Linked DNA regions of Mus musculus: region 2 is linked to region 1. The links are chromatin contacts, found by Hi-C in ENCODE. All regions are on one chromosome and are shown on one strand. The core of a region is the stretch at or near the end of the contact, and the rest is flanking DNA. Distances in the headings are between cores, read along the strand shown.

Region 1 (3,840 bases), core at 1,302-3,801:
TTTCCCTTAAAAATACCTTTCAAGTTCCCATATTCACGGGCACAACCAAGCCTTTAAATAACGAGACTGTCTGAATGTACATGGATCAGCAAAGAAATACAAATGATTTGGCTGATGGGCCCTCATTTCTACAATCAGACCGATATACTAATACCGATCAAGAGGATTAAATTCATCCCTCATTCTGACCCTGCAGAAACTATTCAAAGGATGAGAAGCTACGATGTAGCAAGTGACACCGAGTGCTCAGACTAGGGCACTCTGCTGAGGAAATGGTACCACATTTTCTTTGGTTCTTAGGCCGGCTATACCTGGAAAGCTCCAGCGATGTAGGAAAGTGCTGACAAGATCTGGTTACTGGAAAAGGCAGTCAGTTCAAGCTTCTCTTAAAACTGCTCCGCATGCAAGTCACCAAGCAAGTGGTGTATGTTCAGAGGGAAAGTTGGCCTTTTCCCAACAGAAGCTCATGAAAGCCAGCTCTGCTTCTGTCTGTGATTCTCTGGGGACCCAGGGCCAGGCTGGAAGTTTCCCAACCATTTTCAGCACTCAGATGTTAGTGAGCAGAAGCAGCCCACAAATGGCCTGGTAAAATGCTGGCCCCAGCCTCATTTCAGGAACATAATCTACTGGCTCAGAAGACCTGAGGCTAGACGTACGTTAGGATGTGCTTCGTGAGCCACAGTTACAAGAGATGCAGGTCCACGCTTTAGCCCTTTGAGCAACACCACTGCCGGAAACAGAGCTCTGAGAGCAGCAGATAACTCAAGGTGTCAGAGGCTCCTCAAAGCCACTGAGGGTTGGCTCTCGAGTCAGCTGAAACATTGATGTCATCGGGGAAGATTATAGAAAGCGGCCGAGTTAGCAGAGATCAGTGCAAGCGAAGGGCAGAGGCCAGTGGCCCATCAAGCAACAAGGGTTGAACATGGAGCCAGGAAGAAGATGGCATGCTCAAATTCTTCCGAGGGGCTTATTAGAAGGGACTGTTGTCTGACTGTATGGCAGAAGAACAGGGAAAGGAGGAGCCAACTAGAGGCAAATGATGTTGCTAGCAAACTGAAATGCTCAATATACTTATTATATGAAAGTGATTATTCAAATGCTTCAAATACCCACCAGTCTGTGTGGGCCTTGGAGGGACAGGGGGAGAGATAAGTTTCCCACTGTCCGACATGTTCTTGGCTTCTTTCCCACTGTCCAGGCTCCAGCTGCTAGGGGTGGGATTCACAGCTGGAAGGGAATAACACAGCTAAACACACAAGAGCCAGCTTTGCCTTTCAAATGCTTGAGATCTTAGGAGTCTGGCAGAATTATCCAGAACGTAGTCAAAAAGACCACAAAACCTTAAGCAGTAACCAAGCAGGACACTTCCCCAATATTAAACCTCTCTCTAATTGGTTACCTAACAGAGCTGACATTTAATTGAGTAACAGCAGGTCTCTTTATTTCCCTCAAGCTGTCAAACAGAACTGCAAATCTCTATGCCAGGGAGTAGCAACCTGCTGAGAATTCCAAATGTGTTTAGATGCTGAGAAATAGATGGAAAATATAGTCATCAGCCTATTTGTAGAAATGTCTGAACAAATGGCCATCTAAAGGAGGTGATGAGGCAAAGGGCACTCTCTTATTTCAACTGTGTGGCAGAAGTACCAAGGACAGGGTTGAGGGTGCCACACTGACCAGTCCTGTCAGGAAAGGATGAGTTCCAAATGGACAGATTACACTAAGTAAGTCCTGAGAAAACCACTTGGACTGCTGATAACGTCATTGTTACTTTGCAATCCATCTGCTCCAGGCATCACGGTGTAGGAATATAGACAGCTCTGCTAGGAAGCAGGGCAGGACACACAAGGTTATGAAACACTCCACAATGAAGTTTCTAATAGTAAAACCAGCGTTCCCGCTTGCTTCCCGTGCAGATACTGCCATCTGACGGACGCAGTGAGAATTGCCACGTTTTATTCCTCCAAGTTACTGCTTTGATTTAATGGGGTGGAAATATTTTAAACATTATTTTTTTTTCTCTATTTCTTTTATATTTGCTGGGTAGTTTTCTTTAGTAAAGTTGGTAAAAATAACAGCACATCCCTAGTTTCTCCTGGTGAAGATCAATGCTTGACTTACAACATTAAAGCTAATTCCATGCTTTAAAATAATTTTGGCTAGGCCCTCACTAATTTTCATCTCCCTTTGGGAAGTTTTAATGTTAATCTATCAGTGTACCAAAATGGTAATACAGCCTAGTTCTTAATGGGGGCAATTAAAGTGCACTTTACTGGGACATTTCATTAGTGAGTCTTGATTCATTAGCCTGCGAGACTGCTATTTTTGAGGCCTGACCCTGAGAGGCAAACGGGTGACTTTGCAAGTCCCTGCACCCACAGTGGAGGAAGCGACATTTAATCTGCTCTTCCTGGTCTGTGTGTTGCTAATTGGCTTCTTAGCTCTATGCATGCATTTGGTGTGTGCATCTTATTTGTGTGTGCTTGACCTTGAGGCGGGCCCCACTCCATTATGCGTCTGATCGCAATGCTTGCATGGCATTTAATGGTACAAGAGCCTGTGTGAGTGACCACCAACAACAGTTGAGCTGGCTGAATATGAGCTTTGTGAAGGAGACAATGGATGGGGTCTGTGGAATCAATCTGAGGAGTAGCTACTTTCATTGTGTGAACTAGTGGCTTAATTGGCAACTTTGCTTCAGGGAGAGCAGGCTTGGCCTGGGCTCGCTGAACAACAGAAAGCCATTACACAAAGGAGCTTCTAATTTGCTCAGAGCTTAGGAGTTTATGGAGAATGGATCATGATAAACTGCCTTTCACTAATTGCCTAAAGATCACACTCACCCTGATCATTAACAGTCTAGAGCTCTACCTGCCACACGGCACACAGAAGACTGGGGGAAATGAGGACACAACAAACCCTGACACATTCTAGGACCTACAAGGGGTGGATGACTGGTACCCACCTTTCTCAGGTGCAGAAAGGTTGGGGTCACTTCGAGGCAAGGCCCCATCTCCAATATGATTAAACAGCATCCTCTGGAAAGGGAGAAGAGTCCATTTTTATGATATAATATGCTGAGGTAGGATGCCTTTTAGAAAATGAGATGGTTATCTCCTTATGAAACTCTTTGCTCAAAACATTTTCTATATGGTATAATGAGCCTAGGAACAAATAATTAAACTCTATTTAAGGAGAAAAGGGGAAACAGAGTCTTAGGTTTTCTGAAAGAAACATAATAAGAAATGGTGTTTTACATTAAATATAAATGGTAAATAATTACTCATAATAAACATAGGGAAAATTAATAGTAAGAATTCGCTAGGTATGATGTTCTTTACAAGTGTATACTGCTAGACTGGCAGTATGACATGAATAAGAATGAAAGGAGAAATATTAATTTAAAAACCTACTATATAGACAAACTTATAGTTCAAATACTATAATAGACAAAAATGAGCTAATGAATATTCTATAATTTTAACCTACAAAATTACCAATATTACATAGCTCTACCTAACTCATGAAAAGAAAAAGTGGAAACCTACAGCATTATACATTATTATAATTTTGGTAACATATATACTGATTCAAATTTTACCCAAGACAGATAACTCAGGACTAATCAAGGAAGCCTTTCAGAGTTTCCCATGCTGGCACATGATCTCTTAGAGCAGATGAAACAAACTGAAATCCCCTTGCAATGCCAGTGACAACGGGAAATAAAATTGGTTAGCTGGTTCAGGCAAACGCACTCAGAAATCATTTCTGCAAGACATCAGTGCTGCGCAGAGGAGGTATCCTGGGCCTTTCGGGAAGATCACACAATCAGCAAAGATA
Region 2 (3,747 bases), core at 248-2,747, 3.3 Mb before region 1:
TTGACACTTTAATGGAAAGATCTTAGTTCGTAATGACATCATATCAAATTTGAAGTAGAGGTGGTTGGATTGCTTAGAAAACTCCCATCTGAGAATGTTCCTCTGTAATTCTGAAGAAAGTTTTTCTCAAAGCTCTGACAATCTGTTTAACACGGGGTCCTCTCTATGCCAAAGGTCCTGATGCTGTCTTTATCCCTCTACATGGCTCTTGAATGAGACTTTATAGCCAGGTGAAGGGAATTGGCTTGGAGAAATCCAATCCCACTTAGTAGCTGAAGGGCCCTACTGAAGAAAATTTTTGGAAGCCATTTTGTCTTCTGTGGAAAGCTGCTGAGGTGGGCCTGGAGATATGGCTAAGTGGGTGAGGGCTTACTGTGCAAGCAAGAGGACCCAAGTTTGAATTCTCAGCCCTCATGTAGAAGCCTGGCATGAATGGGCATGCCTATTTCCCCAGCGTTGGAGAGCAGAGATAGGCAGCTTCCCAGAGCGAACTGGCTAGTCAGTCTAAAAATAAAATAAAATAGATTGAGCTTCAGAGTCAGTGGAGGACCAAAAGGGTTCTAATGCTCTTCCCTGGCTTCCACATGAATATACACCTGTACATGCACCACCTATACACACCCATACTCATACACAACACACACACACACACACACACACACACACACACACACACACACACACGAGTCCAAACACACACAGATACACAGAGACACATGTATGACAAAGGAGCTGAGGTGCTTTATGGATCGGAATAAGAAGGAACAGGTATAGAAATGACAGCAGTTCAGTGTTTATTTGTGGGTGTGCATGTGTGTGTGTAAATGCATGTGTATAGATGTGTAAGAGAGGACAGAACTTGATATAGAGTGTCATTTTCCATCACTCTCCAATCCAGAGTCTCTCACTGAATCTGGAGGTCACCTATCTGTCTAGGGTGGCTGACCAGCAAGTCCTAGAGAGGCTGTCTATGTTTCCCCAATGCAAGATTGCACATGTGTGAAACTGTCTGCTGTTGTGTGGGTGCTGGGAATTAGAATGCATATTCTCATTCTTATGAAACAAATATTTTACTAACACAACCACCCCCTAGTCTCCCTCCTGGGCTTTCTTATGTGGTCCTGGAATCATAAAAAGTTGGGTATAACCATAGGTCTTTGGTTTTTTTCCTCACTTCTTTTTTTCTTTCTTCTTTCTGTCTTTTTTTTTTTTTTTTTTTTTTAGATTTCTATGACAGGAGGCTGGCTCTTGCTATAAGTGGAAATCTGAAACCCAGCATCTTCCTAGCTTATCTTTATTCCTCTCCCAGCACATTTGCTTTTAGTACGGCAATGATGAATTAATGCATGCCTTTGACCTTCATGCTGAATTGTCCCCCTGAATTTTTATTCTTCTAATTTATTCACTGGATTATATAGAAACTGAATATTTTAATTCCAGAATGATATTATTTCTCTAAGTGTAAAGTGCAATGGATCTCCCTGGGATCATAGGGTATTCAGCTGAATCTGTTGGGGAGGAGGAAGCTGAATCTCAGGACTGAAATTACCCACTCAAGACAGATTTAGTTTCAGAGGCGTAATGGGTCACACAGACGCTCCTTCCAATTTAAAATTCCCATGTTTTCTTCCTTTCTATTTTTCTCTCCCCTTTTCTACTTTCTTTCTATTTAATGGGAAAAATTTACAATGTAGAAGACACAGTTATAAACTGAAAATATTCTTCTATAATTTCATGTATATATAATGGAGTATGATCATATCCTCATCCTCTTATCTTCTCTTATTCCATTCTACGAAACTGCTTCTTCCCAACTTCCATGTGTTTCCTTTATGTGTGTGTGTGTGTGTGTGTGTGTGTGTGTGTATGTGTGTTATTTTCCTTATTTACATAGGTTGCTTCTACACGTATTCATGAGGGTTATTTACTTGAGCAAGAACACTTACCAATAGTTACACCACTAGCAAATATGACTCTCCTCTCCCACAACCATTAACTGTCTACTGCTCCTCGATGAGTGGTGATGTCTTGTGAGCCCTTTCTCCTTGATGGAATGTTGATGGGCACAGTCTTGTGCAGGTTCTGTTGCCACTGAAGCCATAAGTTCATGGACACAATAGTCATGCCCACAATAGAGTTTTACAGTAATCCTTTTTATTCTCCATCTCTAATAGTCTTCTCTCCACCTCTTCTACAATGATCCCTGAATCTCAGAGGAAGTGATAGAGAAGAACACTCAACACTCACATTTAGTATTTTTGTTTCTATATTAACCATTGCCCCAGAAAACATAAACATCTCTAGTTAAGGCTGAAAGCAGGGCTAATGTATATGTATAAACATAAATATCCAGAAGGCAATTAGGCACCACATCTATTTAGCAAAACAAGAATCACAGGCTCCTCCTAAGTCCTACGACCTCCCAGTCATGGATTTTAACCAGTTTGCAGTATCAGACATGAGTCCTTCCTGAGGAGTGGGTCTGAAATCCAGTCAAAATGTGGTGGGTTATCCTCGTAATAGTCATGCCACTATTGCTTTAGTGAGCACATTTTGACTGACAGCTTGGAGTTATAGCTTGCAAGGTTTGTGTTTGAATTTGATTATTGATGACTTTTTTCTCCTAGTCTTGCACAGTCCCATCTGGTACTATGAAAGGTATCCAGCAGGAAGGAAGCTTATAGTTCAGCTCTAGCTTGATTTTGCTATGTCCTGAAACCAAAGTATAGGATTTCTTTAGCAATAGGGTCTTTTCACATTTTCATAGGTAACTACAAGCAATGACAATCTTCTTTATTGTTTGGGGGAGCCTCCAGTGTCTCCCTGACCAACTCATAAGGAGGTATTCTACACCTCACACTGAATTTTTGTTTAATAGCACATGGCTTCTGGGGATCCATTGCCTACCTATGCAGAGTACTTCTCTTTAAACTCCTTTTAAAGATATGTTTTAAAATGGCTTAAAAAATAGCTGCCACATGGCTTTGTCATATAGCCTTTGATTTTTTTGATTTCTACCACAAGATCTGACCTGATCCCCACATATGCCTTTACACTCCTTGTATTCTTTCTTTCTACTTTCATATCACATGTATTCTACTAGCCTCTCTCTCTCTCTTAACCCATTCATAGCACCTTTCTAGGCTCCTGGCCTTTTTATAAGCACTACAAATTAAATGCATATGTTGAAAAATCTGAAGCTAGAGTCTACATATCAGCAACAATATGTGGCAGTTGTTTCTCTGGGGCTATTCTGGCTGATTTCATTTCCTAGTATTGTAAAGAGAGCAACCATGAGTATGGATACGCAAGTATCTGGGAGGATATGAAGCCCTATGGAAATACACCAGGAATGTTATAGTTGGATGATGTAATGGTTCTGTTTTTATCTTTTGAGAAATCTGTACACTGATATCCATGGTGGCTGTGCCAATTTACATCCCACTAACTGTGAATAAAGGTTCCACATTCTCCACATCCTTGACAGTATTTGCCATTTGTTTTCTTCATGATAGTCACTCTTGTTAGGGTGAGATAGAATTTCAAAATAGTTTAAATTTGCATTTCCCTGATGTTGAAGACTTGCAAAAAATAGTTACTATTTGTATTTCTTCTTTTGAAAATTCTCTACTGACCTCCATAGCCCATTTTCATCAGATTGTTTGTTTCTCAATATTTATTTGTTTGAATTCTTTGTATATCCTAGATAGTAATCTTCAGATGTATAACTGGTGAAGATTTTCTTTG

Evidence for each region. A loop is a pair of places that touch in the nucleus more often than their neighbours do.
Region 2: a loop to region 1 is called in a map of left cerebral cortex, with 4 times the contacts of the local background. The contact joins two enhancer-like sites. A Hi-C loop is called at or near these places in 4 of 37 maps with a recorded cell type or tissue (left cerebral cortex and v-Abl transformed pro-B cells).

The regions. Positions count from the first base shown.
Region 1 is chr12:40,835,828-40,839,667 of GRCm38, reverse strand. It overlaps Dock4 (dedicator of cytokinesis 4), which reads right to left. Exons shown (of 53, transcript NM_172803.2): 50 at 2,966-3,038; 51 at 1,114-1,227. Among named protein-coding and RNA genes, the nearest start is that of Immp2l, 190 kb to the left of the region's middle. Within about 2 kb of position 2,551, at least 1 of the 3 ENCODE cell types and tissues checked has a DNase peak (open chromatin) inside an H3K27ac peak, as active enhancers do; it is left cerebral cortex, where a contact is called at or near this core.
Region 2 is chr12:44,099,047-44,102,793 of GRCm38, reverse strand. No RefSeq gene overlaps it. Among named protein-coding and RNA genes, the nearest start is that of Dnajb9, 110 kb to the left of the region's middle. Within about 2 kb of position 1,497, at least 1 of the 3 ENCODE cell types and tissues checked has a DNase peak (open chromatin) inside an H3K27ac peak, as active enhancers do; it is left cerebral cortex, where a contact is called at or near this core.